2 separate regions of the Homo sapiens genome follow, and region 2 is linked to region 1. Evidence: read pairs that join two places in POLR2A ChIA-PET (ENCODE). Cell type or tissue: B cell. All regions are shown on one strand. Links, peaks and the distances in the headings refer to the core of each region. The heading gives the core; the rest is flanking DNA.

The links. ChIA-PET counts read pairs that join two places held together with the same protein. Peaks named below come from ENCODE experiments on the same cell type or tissue, not always from the same donor. Only the 100,000 strongest peaks of a DNase experiment are listed, where the experiment ranks them.
Region 2: POLR2A ChIA-PET joins it to region 1 with 7 read pairs; 1 of 35 experiments calls an interaction of 5 or more read pairs at or near these places.

What each region holds. Positions count from the first base shown.
Region 1 is chr20:58,456,317-58,461,692 of GRCh38, reverse strand. APCDD1L (APC down-regulated 1 like) reads left to right here. Exons shown (of 4, transcript NM_153360.3): 4 at 139-2,592. The coding sequence ends at 903. Among named protein-coding and RNA genes, the nearest start is that of APCDD1L-DT, 56 kb to the left of the region's middle. RefSeq lists a silencer at 684-872 and enhancers at 2,659-2,768, 2,899-3,038. In B cell, for the core only: no CTCF peak of the experiment used is centred there; a DNase peak (open chromatin) is centred at 2,742; H3K27me3 peaks cover 714 bases.
Region 2 is chr20:59,069,147-59,074,522 of GRCh38, reverse strand. No RefSeq gene overlaps it. Among named protein-coding and RNA genes, the nearest start is that of SLMO2-ATP5E, 29 kb to the right of the region's middle. In B cell, for the core only: no CTCF peak of the experiment used is centred there; a DNase peak (open chromatin) is centred at 3,122.

The DNA of each region.
Region 1 (5,376 bases), core at 79-5,078:
GTGAGGAGAGAGAGGAGGGAGGGACAGGCCGCACCTCACCCTGCCTTGACACCCCTACAGAGCTGGGGTTCCTTTCCAGGCTGCACCCCAACTTCTCTATGTGGGACAACCACCGTTTTTCTGTTTGTCTTTTGCCAGCACCACGTGCAGCCGTGCCCAGCCTGTGGCCTCATTGCCCGCTCCGATGTGCACCACCCGCCCGTGCTGCCGCCCCCTCTGGCCCTGCCCCTGCACCTGGGCGGCTGGTGGGTCAGCTCGGGGTGCGAGGTGCGCCCAGCAGTCCTGTTCCTCACCCGGCTCTTCACTTTCCACGGGCACAGCCGCTCCTGGGAAGGGTATTACCACCACTTCTCAGACCCAGCCTGCCGGCAGCCCACCTTCACCGTGTATGCCGCCGGCCGCTACACCAGGGGCACGCCATCCACCAGGGTCCGCGGCGGCACCGAGCTGGTGTTTGAGGTCACACGGGCCCATGTGACCCCCATGGACCAGGTCACCACGGCCATGCTCAACTTCTCTGAGCCAAGCAGCTGTGGGGGTGCGGGGGCCTGGTCCATGGGCACTGAGCGGGATGTCACAGCCACCAACGGCTGCCTACCGCTGGGCATCCGGCTCCCGCATGTGGAGTACGAGCTTTTCAAGATGGAACAAGACCCCCTCGGGCAAAGCCTGCTCTTCATCGGACAAAGGCCCACCGATGGCTCAAGTCCCGATACCCCAGAGAAACGTCCCACCTCCTACCAAGCACCCCTGGTGCTCTGTCATGGGGAGGCCCCCGACTTCTCCAGGCCACCGCAGCACAGGCCATCGCTGCAGAAGCACCCCAGCACAGGGGGTCTTCACATAGCCCCCTTCCCACTTCTGCCCCTAGTTCTAGGGCTGGCCTTCCTCCACTGGCTATGACATTGGACTTGACATCAGGATGGCGGCTCTGGACACCCATTCAACCCTTCAGACTCCCTCCTGGCAGCTGTAGGGAAGGAACCATTCTCCTCTGCTCTGTCATGGATGGATGCACAGCCCCACTGCTTCCAAACTCTGCCTGTGTCCCATGTGGCTCAGGACATGAGCTTAACCCCTGCAAAGCCTATACCACATCCCACAGCCCGGGTCCCCAGTCAAGCACTTGGATGCGGCAGTGATGTTCATCGCTACGTGAGTTTCTAAAGATCACTCCCAATTTTTCTACTTTCCTCATCCTTGGCAGCTCGCCAACAGGTGCAGTCAGGGGGCCACACGGAACACCCCCATCCCATGTTCCCCCCAGTTCTTCCCATCCTGACCCTTGGGATTCCAAGATGGGAGCAAGAGGAGATCCTGAGGCTCTGCCTAGGGACGAGGCCTACAGTTCTGCCATGTCTGTAGGTTGTTGTTTAAAGATTATTAATTCGAATTTAGCAATACGATCTCTAAGTGGTGCCATGAATTAAAGATGCCACTTCGGGCTTTCAGTGCTTCTCAGCTTTTGGGCAAAGGGCTTGTGTCTTCAGGGGCAGCTCAGCTTTCCTGAGTCCTGACTGCTGGCATTCGTCTGCATTTGCCTGTGCTTCTGCGAGTCGGACCTCAAGCTGCCAACACTGCATGTGGATAAATCCAGTTTTCCCGGGCCAGCATGCAAAATGAAGAGGACTCCATCTAAGCTGAGAAGCATGGCCTCCCCAGAGCAGCCTGCGGCCTCCAAGCCTTCCTGGCCCAGGCAAATGCCAGTGTGCACCAGGCTGGCTGCTGGGGGCAGGTCTTTGGAGGGGAGCAGCATTTCCAGCCTTCTGAACATAGTTAATAGTAATGACAGCCGTAACACTAACGCGCTCTGCAATTCGCCCTGCCCAGCCATCCTCGGTTGCCAAGATTGCCTGTGCCTGCCTGACAAAGGAAGAGAATCTCCGAATGTGTATCTTTGGGCCCACCCTAGGGAGAGGTCGGGGTCACCAGGCTACATGGCGACATCTAGGCAGCTCCGCCTTGCCCAGCCTCCTTGCCATAATCCTAATATATTGGTGTCCTCTGCTCAGAGGGGACTGTCATCATGGTGGGAACAGGCTGTGCCTCCCCAGGGACTCTGCCCATGTTCCCAGGGCCTCATCTGTACACTGTGAAATTAACTGGCATCCTGGTGGGCCCAAGGGTTTTCAGGACTGGGGGCCAATGACTCACCCCCTCCTTCCTCCTCCTGATCCCTATCTCTAGCTCTTATCACAGATTTTGAACAATTGTCTGTGAGGTTAATGATGGTTTCAGAGGGAAGCCCTTTTCCTCCCTGAGACTGTGTGGGGTTCAGTCAGCCTGCTGAAATTGCTTCCACTTATTACCCATCCTTCCTCTTAAAAAAAAAAAAAGCCCACCAAGTTAGTATTCTCTGTAGCTCTCAGACAGCTACAAGTGTTCCTGGCATATTTACCAAAGTACAAGAAATCATTACATTATTTACGGTCTCAGACTACATCAGGGTTGGGGGAGCTCCTGGTGGGGATGGCAGTGGGTGTCGATGATATGTCCACGGCTGAGCAGGTCTTGTATCCGAAGCTTGAAGTAACCATGCCACCATTTATCATCAAATTTGAACCTTTTAATAAAATTAAACAGCCTGAAAAATGTTCTTGCTGGTTATTAAAGTCAACCAAGGGAATTACAGTTCTAAAGAAAGGAAGTGGAGTGTCTTCCAGAGAATGTGTGAAAGAGAATAAAACCAGTGGAGGTAAACCCCAGCTCTCTCAGTTCTGCTTTCATGCCACTGCCTGTCCTGCTGAAAACCCCCCAGGGGCTTCCACTGCACTCAGAATAAAAGCCCGACTTCTGGCTCGCTGTTGCCTGCAAGGCTCAGCCACGCCTCCACATGCCCCGGCCACACTGGCCTTCTCTCTGTTTCTTGATCACAGGAGCTCTTGCTGCCTTGGGGCCTTTGCACAAGCCCTGATTTCCGCCTAGCCTCTCTTCCCCCAGACCTTCAGAAGTTGAGCACTTTCTTTTCAATCAAGTCTCAGACCAGATGTTGTCTCCTGAAGATGTCACCATTCGCATCCCAAAGAGCAGCCCCATTTCCCTGGTCCTTCTGTCAGTCCACTGCATCACAGTTGTATGTTCTTTGTCATGAAAACTGATCACTGGCGGAAATGACCTTATTTGCCTAGAATGTAAGCTCCAACGAAAAAGACTCGGCTCTGACTCGCTTCCTGCGATCTTTCCGGAAGGGTCCAGTGTGCCTGGTGCATGGTAGAAAGAACTTCAATAAATATGTGACTCAGTAAATGTTGGTTATCCCTGTTAAGCCTCACACTGAGACCCGTGAACGGATCACCTCCATCTACCAGATTCAGCGACCCTCGAGAGGCCCAGCTGAGTCAGTGAGAGGTGTGTGAGTCTCTGCGTCTTGCGCGCGAGGACACTAAGGCACAGAGAGAAGGGGCTGGGCTCCAGAGCCTGAGATCCGGGCCTCTGTATCACAGCCCACGGGCTTGGGGTGTCCTCCTCACTCTTGGAGGGAATAGGATTCCTTGATTTTATTTGGGGAAGGCAATTTAGTGTTGCTTCGTGGGATGCCATCCCTAATGAGAAGGAGTGTGTTGAGCAGGACAGCAGCTTCCTGGATCCCCTCAGTTGGACTTAGTTGCTCTCTGCTCGCTGGGGCTTGTTAGTTTGGGGGCAGGTGATGCTGCTCGGAGCTACGAAGGCTGAAGAAAGGGCAACCATCCCTTTTCTCCCAGGCAGAAGGTCAGGGCTTCCAAGACTCTGGGCTGATAAAGGAAGGGGTCATTTCAGAGGCTGAGGGGCTGAGACTGTCTGGTACAGGGCCAGAGGCCCATGGGCACCAAGCCTTCCTTCCAGCCCTTTGCTCCCGCCCCTTAAGTCTCTGCCCTTCACATAAAACGTGAGAGCGCTCTCATCTACAGACGGGGAGGAAAGCCTAGAGTCCTATTTCCAGATAAAATTAATGTTCTCCATTGCATGTTCAGTCACGTTGAAAGGTGGGGGGTGGGTGGGAAGCCCATGCAGTTGATAATTTCATTGTGCAACTCCCAGGAGAGCAAATGAGCTTTTTTTCTTTAATAAAAAGTTGAAATTGTATACAGCTCTCAGAGGTCCATTAACTAACAGATGCTGGTTATCAAAAGAAGCTCTTTGCCTTTCACTAAGCGCATGCTTTTAATCTCCCAGCGGTGCTACCGGGCTGAACAGCAGTGTGTGGCTTGGTGACGCAGGCCCACCAGCACGTGGCCCTGGTCTGTGCATCCTCTCCTGGGGGCACAGGTGACTCAGACACGAGGGACTGGAGCTTTCTGACGCAGAATGTAGCACTGCATCAGGGCCTGGTCAGGGCTGATTCATACCCATTAGCATCGCAGACCGGAGACAAGCAGGGAAGAGCTGTTCCCACTTCAAGAGGGGACTTGAACAGTAGCGTGCAGCCTCCAGTCCGCTCCTGATGGTTCTGAGACTGAAAGCCTGCTCCTTCTCACACACACAACCCCGCTTAAATGGATGTCAGCATGAGCACAAATGACCTGTCGACATTCCCTAAAACCACCCTTCCAAGCTTCCAGACAGACCCTCCTCCTGCCCACCTGACACCTCTACCTTCCATTTCGGCCACAGTGGCCTCCTTGCTCTCCTGCAGTCCCATGGAACCCAGTCCCTCTCAAGGTCTTGGCTCCAGTTCTCCCTCACCTGGAAGGCTCTGCCCACCTCACCCCTGACCACCCCAAAGATAGCGCCCACCACAGCGCAGTGACTTCATCACAGCATTTGTCAGTGGCCGAAATCTGAAAAAAATCCCGTTTGTTGGTTTTCACCTATTGTTAGCCCCTCTCCTCTAGAATGAGTTCCTTGCCAGCAGGGTCCTTGTCTGTCTTGTTCTCTGTGGATCCCCAGTGTTAGAATGGTGCCGGGCACATAGTAGGAGGTCAATAAATACCAGTTAAAAGAATACATGTTCCAAGACCTGATTGGAGACTCCGAATTCAAGCAGCAAGATGACACCCACACACTATACTGGCCTGGAATTTCGATGTTGCTGACTTTTTTTCTAATCAGATGAGCAGAGCAGAACCCAGGCCTGTGAACTTGAGGACATCTGTTTTCTAGTAGCCAGGATATATCTAGAAAGGCATTGAAGACCACTGCTCTCCCCAAATAGGAGGCCACAGGGCCTGGTAAGAGGTGCCTTGAGACTCCATCTCAAGCTTCTCATCCCCCAAAGGTCAGGGAGACTGGGAGAGCCTCAGCCTCACACAGGTACCCAAGGCTTTCCTTTCTTAGTTTTGGAGCCTCCATCTCCCCCACCCCCGACCCTGCCAGCTTCAGTTTCTTTATCAATAAAATGGGCTGAAACCTGATGGTTCCTGGAGCCAACCAGCCCCAACATCAGTTACGGGAAGACCC
Region 2 (5,376 bases), core at 136-5,135, 610 kb before region 1:
TACCTCTGACATTTTGATTCTCTATAAAGTGGGAAAAACAGTATACATTGTAATTTGGTGTCTATTTTTCAGGTAATTGACTTAATAAGTTGAAATGAAATCGTGCGCCACCCAGTTTGCGTAAGAGATGTAGAATTAGGCAGTAACTTTCTCAGAGTAGCGTCAAAGTTCAGCACGGTAATTCTGAAAGCTGTTTTTCCCCAACTTGGTGCCGAAAAGCTGGAAGGATACCTGGCAAGTTTTTCTATCTCAGAAGCACTACTGAGTTGATCAGAATAAAGCATATACAATAAATGCATACTGAATTTTAGGCATAAGAGTTCATATGTAGAGTGCTCACATTAGATAAGATGCATATGGTGTGTCTGTGTTAGTGATGAGCGTTTTGTGTATCTTTCATCGGAATACATTTCAGGCTTCCTAACACAGTATGCTAGTCCTTCACTGAAACTGGCTTGATTTTGATTCTCACTTTTTAAGAATTCATAGGATCAAATAGTGAAGCCAAAGTAAATAACAATAGATGCAAATAACTCCTTGGCAAAGTGCATAAGGAAAAAAATTCCACTTTTTCAGTAGTGTTTCTGAACTGGTCTTAGCTGTTCTTTATTTGTTTCTGGGAGATAGAAAGAACCATGCATTGCTTTCATTTAATCTGTATTACTGGTGACTTGTTTTTATCTGGTGTTTGTTCCTGTCATCACTGTCATTTCTAACTGGCAAGATCCTTCCCATTCCTCTTAGTGGCCATAGCTTTAGAGATTACTTATGGGGCCCTCCTCTGTGCCGCTTTGCAACCCATGCTTCCTCCCCAGCCTAAGAATTATGTTTCCTAAGCTCATCTTTCCCTGCTGTTACCTCTCCCACCCACCCATCTTCCCAAAAAAGAGGTTTATGAACCCCTAATGGCAATTCCATGTACTCAACAGCTTGCTGTGAAATTCAATGTATGCCCTGTTTTTCTTAAACAGGGCATAAATTCAAATTCAATGTATGCCCTGTTTTTTCTTAAAGGTAGCAACATGAAACAATGTAGAAGATCAGGCCCTATGTGACCAAATAATAAGGAAGTCCTAAAAGTCTAAAAAACATCCTGTTTGGAAGATGCTACTAAGTGAAATGAGAGGAAAATGCATGATTCTTCATTCAGTCAGGAAACATTTATGAAGCATCGCTCTGTGCCAGTACTGACACGAGGCTTGACTGTCCAAGGACAAAACTTGAGATCTTGTGTCATTAGGGGAGAAGGATGGGGCTTGGGGCCAACGGATCTTCAAGTTATTAGCATGTGACTTTGGCAACATTTTTGTTTAAGGTCTCTGAACTTGAACAGTGGCCACAGTAGTGACAATAACTGAAAGTTAGAGCTTGACAACTGATTAGAAAAAGATGGGTGAAAACGGGGAGGAACTCTCATGGGAACTGAGGTTTCCAGTCTGGGTAACTAGCGGCAAAATATATTTCGAAGGAAGAACAATAGGATTTATACCTGGGTAACTAGCTAGGGTAGAGTAAAAGGTAACTTTGAAGTTGCACGTCTCAATAATGAGTGCTCTGCATTCCCCAGCCCAGGCTGACCCACTGCCATTTTCTCAGCTCTGTCCTGTAGGATGCTGCAATAATCCATGCCACAGCTTGCTGGGTGCCTTCAGTTTACTCTGAAACTCCCCACCCAGCAATTCTTGGCTGATTAGTGGCCCCTCTTGCTGCCAGTTCATGGGAGCAAGTTTTTTTTTTTCCTTCTTAGATAGTAGAGGGGAGATTGTCTAGAAGAGTCCCATCGAAGACTTTACAGGGGAATCCAAGGGCACATCAACATTTAAGCAGTGGACAGAGGGAGAGAAAATTGTGAAGATGATATAGAGAAGCTCACATATGGTTCTAGAGTCTCTGGATCCCAAGGATAAAGCCAAAGAGAAGGCCCTAGATTGGGGACTGTATTCGTTCCCTAGGAATGCAGTGATAAAGCACTAAAAGAAAGGGAGCAGGGGTCCCCAAATAACAGAGATGGATTCTCCCCTAGTTCTGGAGGCTAGAAGTCAAGGTGTTGGCAAGGCCATGCTCCCTCTGAAACCTTCGGGGGAGAATCTGCCCTTGCCTCTTCTGGCTCCCAGTGCTGCCAGGAATCCTCAGCCTTCTTCGGCTTGCAGACGCATCCCTCCAGCCTCTGCCTCCATTGTCATGGCCATCTTCTCCCGGTGTCTCTGTCTTCACATGGTGTTTCCCTCTTCTGATAAGGATTCCAGTCATATTGCACGAGGACCCACCCTATTGACTTTATCTTAGTTTGATTATACTTGCAAATGCCCTATTTCCAAAGAAGATCACATTCCTAGGTACAGGCTGTTAGAACTTCAACATATCTTTTGGGATGCACAATTCAGCCATAGCAGATACCTTGGGGCAAAATATATGGTTTAGGATCTGGAGGGTGTGGAGGGTCAGAGTAATGTTGCAGGTGTAGCCAGGACAGGCTGGAAAGAGAGGAGGGCATTGGCCTGTGCACAAAATTTAAAGGGGTGCCAAAAACCTCAGTAATCAAGGTAAATAATATCTTAATGAAATGTATGGGTTTTTTTGTTTGTTTTTGAGATGGAGTCTTGCTCTGTTTTCCAGGCTGGAGTGCAGTGGCACGATCTCAGCTCACTGCAACCTCCACCTCCCAGGTTCAAGCAATTCTCCTGCCTCAGCCTCCCAAGTAGCTGAGATTACAGGCGGATGCCACCACACCCAGCTAATTTTTGTATTTTTAGTAGAGACGGGGTTTCACCATGTTGGCCAGGCTAGTCTCGAACTCCTGACCTCAGGTGATCCACCCGCCCTTGGCTTCCCAAAGTGCTGGAATTACAGGTGTGAGTCACCATGCCCAGCCAATGAAATGTATGTTTTAAAATAAAAATCAATGCCAAAAAACTCATGATAAACAAAATATCATCATTTTACATAAAGACAGGATCGGTATTATTGACTTTTCTTGTTGCTAGTGGGGGAAACATGCTCTCTGCTGTTCCCATGCAGCTGAGGCTGGTAGGATAAAGGCCAGTATTGCCAGAGGCCCTGTTTGCTGTGATATGGAAAGCTCAGATTGAGAATGAAACCACAGAGATGAAAGCAGAAGCAAGAGGCAAAAAGGAACTAAGTTCTGATGTCACATTTGAGTCCCTGGATCTACTCATGCCTGAAGGAAGTTCTGCTGGGTTTTTTGTATTGGGAACCTCACTCCCCTTTTTTGTTTAAGCCAGTTTGAATTGGATTTTGGTCCTTTCTAATCAAATGGAGAGCTGAGTAGCAAACCAGTCCCACTCTGACTTGCCCTTGCTGTGCCAACAAGCGGGCTATTCCTTTTAACTGCCTTGCTTTCCCCAAGCTCTTCTCAGCTTTATCAGTTTTCTTCTTTATTCTCTCTTCCTAAAAGAATGGAACGTGTTTCTCCATGCACAGAATGGCAAACAATTCTTTGAGAATCCTGGCATCATTAAATGTAGTTGAATTGCAATGGCATTATTTCTACTGCTTCCTTTGTAATTATCAATACATAACTCTTTTGCATTATTTCTATTATTCCATAGAGTTTATTTAATGGAATCTCTGTGATTTCATTCTCAGTCTGAGCTCTCCACATCATGACAAAAGTGGTCACTGGCAATTCTGGCCTTCATCTTACCAGCCTCAGCTGCATGGTAACAGTACAGAGCATACGTCGGCCGGGCGTGGTGGCTCGTGGCTGTAATCCTAGCACTTTGGGAGGTCGAGGCCGGTGGATCACGAGGTCAGGAGTTCAAGACCAGCCTGGCCAACATGGTGAAACCTCGTCTCTACTAAAAACACAAAAATTAGCCAGGCGTGGTGTCGTGTACCTGCAGTCCCAGCTACTCGGGAGGCTGAGGCAGGAGAATCGCCTGAAACCTGGAGGCAGGAGTTGCAGTGAGCCGAGATCATGCCACTGCACTCCAGCCTGGGCGACAGAGTGAGACTCTGTCTCAAAAAAAAAAAAAAAAAAAAACCGGCATATTTTACCCTCTGGAAACAAGAAAAGTCAATAATACCAATCCTGTTTTTATTTAAAATGCTGATATTTTGTTTATCATGAGTTTTTGGCATTGATTTTTATTTTAAAACATATGTTGCATTAAAATATTATTTACCTTGATTACTGAGGTTTTTGGTGCCCCTTTAAATTTTGTGCACAGGCCAAAATTTATTGCAGGAAGGTGATCAGTGTTTACAGGATTTTTTTGGTAATAAATGAATTCTGAGTCCAAAACCCTGGTAAGTAACTTTTGGAGATAAAGACTTTTTATGTTTGGGGACTCCCAACATTCCAGCTCCTTCATTTATTTCTATATTGCTGGGATTCTGACTATCATTAATTCAATCCGTCAGCCATTGAGCCCCATTTCTGTGTGCAGTCCGATGCCAGGAGCTAGTGACCAAAAAAGTAACAAAACACAGCTCCTGCCCTCAGGAAGCTCACTGTTTGGCGAGGAACCTTACAGTCACCATTCCAAGTACAGTGGGTTCTGGGTCTGGTGTGCACCACACAAAATCCTTCGTCTCCCCCCTTTGTGTCTCTCCAGGTCATACCCCTCCTTCACACTGCAGCTGAATCTTGTCCATCTCCTCCCTGTAGTTTCATGACAGTTGCAAGGATTTTTGTCTGTTTGGAATACCAACTGTACATACAAGTCTTTCCATCCATTTAGTCTTTGGCTATATAATTTTCTAATCTTTGCAAGCAGGCTAAAAATGAATCCCATAAATTCACTGAGGTCAAAGTTTATGTCTCAGTATAAGTTTGTTCCCATTGCACCAGAATTAGAACTGGGCATCTCAAAGTTTCTCAGTAAATCTTTTGTTTGATTGGGAATTGGAGGGTTTTTAGTTTTTTGTTTTTTGTTTTTTTTGCAACAGATGTATTCTAGAACAATATACAACCACCAAACATTTATAAAATGAATCATTTACAAAAGAATCCCAAAGCCCTGTTATTAAGGTGAATAAGCAACTCCTTGTTTGTCTTTTTATGCATATTTAGGTATTCATATTGCATTACATTGACAACTTATGCCTATATTGGAATGACTTCTAGAAATGATTTTGGCATTTTTTAAACTGTAAGTAACTAATTGTAAAAGGCAGATCAGGAGAATTTATTGTTGTTTCTAAATGATCTTTTGCTTCCATCCGATATTTTAATTGAGCCCTCATTTAAAAGCATGTTTGGCTCCTTAACAGGTTCTAAAAGGAACCAAAACATTTCATTTCCTCATTTTATTGTTTGGAATATTAAAATGAAACACTGAAACTTCCCCTAAATTCTGGGATCCTACTGGGCACTTCCACTGGTGTATGTTCTTGAAAATATTGGTAGAGAGA